Regions from separate parts of the Homo sapiens genome. Here region 2 is linked to region 1. The links are chromatin loops, found by intact Hi-C in ENCODE. Cell type or tissue: MCF 10A. All regions are shown on one strand. Links, peaks and the distances in the headings refer to the core of each region. The heading gives the core; the rest is flanking DNA.

Region 1 (4,404 bases), core at 100-4,099:
CACATGTTCTCATTCATAAGTGGGAGGTGAACAATGAGAACACATGGACATAGGGTGGGGAACATCACACACCAGAGCCTGTCGGGGGGTGGGGGTCTGGGGGAGGGATAGCATTAGGAGAAATACCTAATGTAGAGGACACGTTGATGGGTGCAGCCAACCGCCATGGCATGTGTATACCTATGTAACAAACCTGCACGTTCTGCCCGTGTATCCTAGAACTTAAAATATTTTTTAAAAAATAGATAATATTGGTTACTATTTTACTGTTAAAGATCAAACCAGGAAGACTAACAGATAATTAGTAGGAATTATGAAAAATAAGTAACAAAACGGGAGGAAAGCAAATTGCTAATTTGAATGATAAAAGAGATTCTGTTCAATTGAAAGCCTTAAGATTTCAGATGGGAAGAGCCCACCAGTGGCTGTAAAATGACTTCTACCACGTGATCACGGCTCAAAGGAAAAAGCAGAAAGGAAAAGCAGATCATATCATCTGCAAAAGAATGAGAATCAAGCTGGCATTAAATTTCACATTAGCAATACTAAATGCTCAGGAAAAAGGAATAATGCCTTTAAAATTCTGAGGAAAACATATTTTTAAACTATATTCTCTATACCTAATTAAATTACTATACAGGTGTGAACATAGATCACATTTGCATGTACTGATTTTCACACATTCAAAGAATCAGAAAAGCTGCATCTCACATACAGTTTCTTAGGAATTGTGTTGAGTGTGTCTTTCAATAAAAGGCTGGAGTTCCACAAATGAGGAAAGCAGCCCAACAAAGAAGAGACAGTTGTATAGGAGGCCTAGACAACAAGTACAGACAAGAGTAACAGGATGAAGCACTCTTCCCTGAAGTAGCTTCAGAAGAAGGAAGTTTCTGGAAAAATTTTAACCAAATCTCTGATGCAATGGACAAAAAAGTTGGGCACGTAATAAAGGCAAATAGTACTTTTAAAAAGCCAGTTAGCAACTTCAGAAAAATTAAAAGCTGTACAAGACAGGAAATATAACAGCACACTTCTTGACACTGTGATAAACAATACTGTTTTGAGTCCCCGTGTAAACACTATTCATTGATTTACAAAGTTACAGACAAAGATGATGGAATTACAATTAGAGAGCAGAAGGCAAATCTTACTAATCTCAACATCATGTAGGAACAGCAAAAACGGAGGGAAGCAAATTGTTAATGTGAATGATAGAGGAGAGTTTGTATAGCTGAAATACAAGATTTCAGATCAGAAGAGCTCGCCAGTGGCTGTAAGAAGACTTCCATCTAGGATCATGACTTCAAGAAAAAAGCAGAAAGGAAAAGCAGGTTATCTGCCAAAGAATGAGGATCAAGCTGGCATTAAATTTCACATCAGCAATACTAGATGCTCAAGAAAAAGGAAGAATGCCTTTTTATTGGGAGATGGAAGTGGAAGAAAAGGACTGAAAAGATGAGGACTCACAATAAATTGCTTACTGTTAAAGGAACAAATGTTTTCCTTACATAACCAATAAAGGTCTAAAATAGAAATATGACTAACGGGAGATATTGAGTGACTTAAGTTACATTCTCATCTGTCAGTGTAGGAAAACAAATATCATATATAAAACTAATAACTCAAGAGTTATCAATGTAAGCATATTATTCAGAGATAGAGAGGTTACTAACCAAAAAATGCTATAAAAATTAAAAGTTACATGTGTGGAGAGACATTGAGGATAAGAGGAGTGGGACAGGAATGATTACTCTTCAGCTGGAGTGCTTTTGTCTTTTGTTATTGTTGTTATATGGAATTTTCTCTTTTTGATAAAATTTTTAAATGGTTAATATAAAAACTCAAGTATACAAATGTTACTAAGACATGTGCAATCCACTATTAGACACAGTTGATCAAATTTATGTAAAACTTAAGCGACAAAGTATTCTTCTACAATATATTTAATGCTGAACATGATTTCAGGACAGGGAGATGCTCACTTTATTTTGATAAACAGCCATTAATTCTCTAATGTTCAAACCCAACAAGATGTAGAGTGTTCTCCAGTATCGCCTTCCATTTGGAGACATCTGTGCTCATTGATCTACAAAGGGCAGGGAATGCCTGATTATTTTATTATGTCATTTGCTACTACAGGAATTATTCATGATCATTTACCAGCAAGCTGAGAACACGTGGGGCTGATATCTTGATTCAGAACACCAAGCCTAAAAGGGATACAAGTACTTAGTAAATTTAGAAGCCGATTCCACTCTACCACCAGCACCCCCTTCATCTTACCTTTAAACACATGCATTTATCACCATCTACCTTTAAACACATGCATTTATCACCAGAAACTGTATGTGCATTTTGCAAAGAATGTCCTTTTGTGCAGCAGAGAACAAAGGGATTTTTCTGCAAAACGATACTGAAACCTGATCACTGATGCATACTCTCTTGCCAGCATCTTGCCTATTGAATATCATCCCAGCCTATTATTCCCATATTGTTCTCTTTGGAAAACAAAAAGATGAGGAGTCCATTTAAAGTGCTCAAACAGCACCCTCTGCTGGTTGAGTTTAAGCTGAAGATTTGATGTGTAGCAGGGCTTAGTGACACATGGCAGAAAGAAGAAAAGAAAGCAAGGGAAAAACTGTAGACCAGGATGCATAAGGCAAACATAAATAGAACTCCATCAGTAATTTTGGTTACATATAAGGAAACGGATATTTTAGGCATCATAGCACATATATAGTGCAAAGACACTGTATTAATTCCTAATAGAATACTCCGTTCTTACAAAAAGAATATATTGAGCGACTTTGCATATTACCTTCAAGTTCTTTACTTTACAAAATAATTCACAAATTCCCCCAGTGAGTTCCTCTAGTGCTCTGAATATGTGGCATGACTTACACTCTATCTTTGGGTAACATATTAACTGTGCAAAACTAACTGCAAACTGTTTCTTAGGTCACAGACCAGGGCTCTTCATGATACCAGAGATACCTGCACTTACGTGACGTGTTTTTAAGTGTTTAGGAAACATTCAAAATTAATTTTTAATGTCTTGCTAATATGTAAGAAACAAGGGTTTGGAGATGGCAAGATTAATTTCTCCAACAAAGAAAAAAATGAGTAGCATATGTTCTCCAGGGCAGGGGATCTGGAGATCTGTTTTGCTTAATATAGTATAAATTCTTAATATATTGAGTAGCAATTAAAAACAAGTGCAGTCTTACATTTTAGAAGAGTGGAGCTAGGATTTTTTTATATCTTTGACTAAAAATCAATTAGATATTCAGCTCTCCCTGCTTGCCCAGGGAGTGGAGTTCACTTCCCATTCTCACTAAGCGTTGGTAGCAGAGAAAACAGTCAACAGATTTTAGACAGTTACATAGTGAGACACCCTACGGGCCTTTATTCTGTTTCCTCCAAAGTAAGAGCAGGGGAAATTTAAATGTCCACAGTCACCAAGCCATAAAGTACATGAACGGCACACACTGAGTTTGAGGAAAAGCACGTGATCCTCTTGGTCTATCTTTAATTTTTGGTGGAGACAACAATATCAAGAAACAATTATCCACTATAAGAAAAGCAACAGTGCAAATATGATGATAAACGATAACTGAAGCCTTGCTTTGATGTTAGGGAGAAAATTAGGAGTAGGAAGACTGATGAAATGGAGAGTGTGTGCCTCACTTAAACTGGCCAGATACCGCCAGATGCGGTAGCTCATGTCTGTAATCCCAGCAATTTGGGAGGCTGAGGTGGGCGGATCACTTGAGGTCAGGAGATCAAGACTATCTTGGCTAACACGGTGAAACCTCATCTCTACTAAAAATACAAAAAATTAGCTGGGCGTGGTGGCATATGCCTGTAGTCTCAGCTACTCAAGAGGCTGAGGCAGGAGAATCGCTTGAACCCGAGAGGCAGAGGTTGCAGTGAGCCGAGATCACGCCACTGTACTCCAGCCTGGCAACAGAGTGAGACTCCGTCGCAAAACCAAAACAAACAACCAAAAAAACTGGCCAGATACTTAGCACTTGTCATTGCAGCCATGAAGCCCACAGGGACCAGGGTTGCCACATCATTTGATGATTCAAGAGGAGCTTGAAATCAGAATATTTACTCTTTGGGGCTCAAATCTTCACAAAAGAGTCTGTGAGCCAAAACAGAAAAATATTTACAAACTAAATTTATCCCATGGGCCAGCAGTGTCCAACTACCACAGACTCAAAGTTCTTTCCTTCTGCCTCAGGGCCTTTGTACATGCTCATCATTCTTCCAGTAATTTTCTTCTCTCATTCCCCCTGCCTTCCTCCTAGTTAACTACACTCATCCCTCTGATATTGACTCAATTGCCACTGCCTCCAGGAAGTCTTTTCTGATCGCTAGATTAGGTTAGGCCTCCTTGTG
Region 2 (4,404 bases), core at 87-4,086, 990 kb before region 1:
GATCCTCACGACAACTCCATTAAGTAAATACCCTTATAAGTCCCATATTATAGAAGAGTAAAGAGAAGCACAGAAAAGTTAGGTAACCTGCCCAAGGTAACACAGCTAGCAAAGGGTAATGACAGGTTTTGATCCCACAGTCTGACTTCAGAGTCTGCTGAGTAATACTGTAAAGCAACTGTCAGAACAGTGCGTGTAATATATTGCTAGTGTATGATTAAAAGAATATACATATACATACACACATACATATAAATACATACATATATATACAGTTGATCCTCATTATTCATGGGTTCTTCTACTTGCTAAGATATATTTGTATTAATAACTCCAAAATCAATACTTGCAGAACTTTCTAGGTTAAAGAAGGCAATGCTCTGCCCTCTTATTTCAGCTTCCATACTATAAACAAGTGTCCTTTTCATGGTCTATTTAGTGCCAAATGTTTCTCATTTTTGTGCTTTTTTGCTGGTGATTTTACTGTTTAAAATTTCCCCCAAGCATAGTGTTGAAGTGCTGTCTACTGTTCCTAAGCACAAGAAGACTGTAATGTGCCTTATGGTGAAAATATATGTGATAAACTTTGTTTGGGTATGAGCTATAGTGGCTGTGAGTTTAATGTTAATGAATCATAAATAAGATGCCTTCATACACAAAAACACACAAAACAAAGTTACGTATAGATCAGATGATGACACTGTTGTGACCAAAGGCTTTCAGAAACCTAACTCTGTATTTCCCATAGGAGCAATGGTACAGTAGTGACTAATTCAGTGTTCACAAAGACTATAGAACACACCTACTGAAAACAAACATTTTATATTTTTATATATATATATATATGTATGTATATATTGCCTAGCAAAATCTTACAAAAATGATGAACTATAAACTGTGGGTGTCTTTGAGAGGGAAATTAAGGTACTGGAGTTCAGAAATGGAAGATTTACCTTTCACCTTAAGAAATTTTATCATGTATATTCTTCATGAAAATATTTTTATGTAAACCGTACAGAGAAAGAAAAAGTTTTCCAAACTTCTGCCTAATCCCAACTTCCTGCAAATAGTTTCATAAATAATTTTTAGGCTTTTAAAATACAAATAGAAATATATTATTATATTCTATAGCATCTTTCTTTTTGAAACTTTATATGCTGAACTTCTAAATCAAAACATAAATGACTACCTATTTCTCCCTTTCTATGTCCCACCAAAAAGAAATAAAGCCCCACAGTCTCACACTAAGAAACAGAATCATGGATTTCTTTTTCCAGACTGTCCACCTACGACTGGCATTTCTGCAAGAGTCCTGTAACAACATTTTGAAGATAAAATCATGCCATGACTCTGAAATTGGAAGTACAGAACATATAAGAAAATAAATCAAGAAATGAGGGGAATCTCCCGAAAGGTTTTGCTAATTTTTATATTTTCACTTCTTAGCTCCAACCAGAGAATTTTTATTACAATAGAAGAGAAAATAATTTACTCCAAGTCAGTCACATATTAAGCATTTTCTAGATTTTACTTGGTCTTCATACTACTAAAAGGTGATATAATTATTCCTATTTACTGATAGAGAAAATAGGCTCTGAATGATTAGGCAGCTTTCGCAAATCAAATCATTCATGTCTCTTGAAAGCAAGATAAGGAGCCCTTTCCTATGCTCATCTTCAGGTGAATGTCCATAAATATTTTTGTACCAATTCTAATATTTGACTGTCATATCTGCAGGTTACTGGACCACTTTTTATTGTGATACTTAATTTATACAACATTAAATGGCCTCCAGTGTCCTCAAAGACTGCCTAGCAGATGTAATGTGGATATCCCAGAACACAATAATTAGACTTTTAGAGTCACAAACACACACCGCTCATTATATTAGAAACTGAAACTCTAACCATTTCAGTACTGCTCTTCACGAGGGTTAAGATATTGATTTTGTTGTTTAAAAAAACAAAAACAAAACAAAGCAAAACAAAACAAAAATGACCTCCTTAAGATACTGACACCTAGGTTTAAAGGAAAAAAGTGCTGCAAACTTAGAGCTACTTAAGATAATGGCTTCTAGAACTGAGTTAAGTTGAATACAAATGAAGTCAAGGAACAGTTCTCAGGATCGTGCTGTATTTAAATTAGACCTACTGGCATATTTAATGTTTGAATTGTAATACGCACTGATATCCTCTAGAGGGAGAATGAAACAAGAATAGGCAAATTATTTATTTTAAAAAGTGGGTGAATTTGAATAATCCTGAAAATTGTCCCGTAACAGAAAGAAGTCATTTAACCAAATCTGTCATAAACAAACCACAGACTGGTTAATTTTATTGTGGTATATTTTCTAAGTAGCTGAATTAGCTTCTATAATAAAGACCCTATTTTTAGTTTTCTATTAATTTTGAATTAGAAAAAAAAGCTACATGCACACACCCACAAAATTTCACCCACTTTACTACTTATAAATTGCAAAAACGTCTATATTATAGCGTAGATAATGACCTGCTTAAAACACTTTCTAAAAACTGTGCATTTCATTCTTAGTATTCATAAAATAAACACAATGCCCATCTACCCAAATATAATGTGACACAGCCTAAGAAAAGGAGGCATTCTGCAAAGCAAATTACCAAAGGCTACATAAAATACTTCATAAGGTTAAATATCAGAATAATTATTCCTCTTCCCGTCACAATTTTCTTAGGATGGTCAATGTTCTGCTAAAATCATCCAATCTTTTAACGTTTGGAGACCCAGAGAAAAAGCACCAAAATAAGTGTTTATGTGCATTGTACAAGAACTGAAATCCAGGTAGCTTCACTGTTATTACAGAATCTGAAGAAATAAACATCCCACAGAGATGAGATCACTATCTCCAGAAATAAAGGTTTCCAAAAGAAAAACAATTGTGAAAGGAAATTATCCTCTTTACTAACAATATGGTGATCAGCCATTCCCGCTTTCTCCTGATGATGAGGTGATGTCACCGGTCAGAAGCACTGGCCTATTTTCTGTACTGCCTATGGTGGGTTGGATTGGATGAAAATAAACATCTTACATAACAGGCCGGCTGTGCTCTCTGTCTTTTTTTTTTTTTTTTTCCAAAGAGATTTTCCCAGCATGAATTCAGTGTGTACAATTAACATTGGCCAAATTTCAGCTGAAAAATCTGTTAGGTTTATAAGCAGATTCACAAATACAGCTTATGTATGCTGCCTCCCATTCCTCTACTAGCCTAGCTCCTTTTTACGCACACACACACACACACACACACACACACACACAGGCACACACACAACACCACCACCATCACCACTGACATCACCTCACCCCCACCACCTCCACCCCTCCTGTAATCAAAACAGCTTTCTACCAACAGAAAAGGGACAACAGGCAAGTTAAAATTGAAATTGGTCTTTGAACAGCAGAAACAAAATAGAAGATTGCAGATTAGAGCCATTGTCTTGTCCCAGTAATATAAACCAGACCCCCCTCAGTGCTTATTTTCTCAGAATTGAAGAAGATAAATCAAAGATTATGAGCCTAACCAAAAAGAGGCATCCTTATGCTAGTGGCTTTTACAGTCATAAAAAGAGCAAAGCCAGAAGTGAGTATTTTCAATTGTCATTTGTAATAATTAGTAAAAATACTGCAGTTTTCTGTCATAAATCCTGTTGTACGTGGAGGGATTTATTAATCTTTAAGCTTTGGTATTTATTGTAGACGCTACTTATACAGAGGAAACATAAAACTAAAGGACTCAGCTTGATTTTCCTAATTCCTGAAGGTAGAATAAAATCAGAGATGCCAAAGATCTGAAAGAAACATGTGCTTGAACAGCCTGGATAGAAGCTCATTTAAAATCAGCAATATAATTCACAGTGGGGTTTGGATGGAATACTTTAACTGACCTAGTGGTCTTAGTTTCAGAGAAAATCCGTCATACAGTCTAAACTTAGTAAATATCTGAATATCTATCATATGCCTAACAAATGGCAAATATTGATTAACTTAAATATTATAGAGTTGAACTTAGATGATGAGATAATTCTTTGCATTGTTAAGCAATAAAAAACATTACTAATTTGTAGGCCAAGACAGAAAAATGATTCAGAGTGAATGCAAAGGAGATGATGAATTAAGATGATCTGATCCTTCCTGTCATAAAAAATAATCACCATTTTTCTAACCCAAATAAGAGCCACACTGAAAAGGGCTGAAATGCAGCTCTCTTTTACTTGGTGCATATACTTAATGTCAAGTCAAGAAAGCCAGTCCTGTACCTGTATATGCCTTACTGTGTATCCATTTACAGTTGCTGATCTATGTTTACAGGCTACTCTATCTCTTAGAATGTGCTTCAGTATGTTATATATGTACTTAATATATACCAGTAAT

Evidence for each region. A loop is a pair of places that touch in the nucleus more often than their neighbours do. Peaks named below come from ENCODE experiments on the same cell type or tissue, not always from the same donor. Only the 100,000 strongest peaks of a DNase experiment are listed, where the experiment ranks them.
Region 2: a loop joins it to region 1, with 11 times the contacts of the local background. A loop is called at or near these places in 51 of 110 quality-filtered maps.

What each region holds. Positions count from the first base shown.
Region 1 is chr12:92,568,000-92,572,403 of GRCh38, forward strand. The region is part of intron 1 of LOC105369905 (a long non-coding RNA gene); the gene reads left to right. Among named protein-coding and RNA genes, the nearest start is that of LINC02397, 100 kb to the left of the region's middle. RefSeq lists an enhancer at 2,523-2,652. In MCF 10A, for the core only: a CTCF peak has its summit at 2,550 (motif pointing left); a DNase peak (open chromatin) is centred at 2,552.
Region 2 is chr12:91,575,900-91,580,303 of GRCh38, forward strand. The region is part of intron 1 of LOC105369896 (a long non-coding RNA gene); the gene reads right to left. Among named protein-coding and RNA genes, the nearest start is that of LINC02823, 250 kb to the left of the region's middle. In MCF 10A, for the core only: a CTCF peak has its summit at 2,191; no DNase peak of the experiment used is centred there.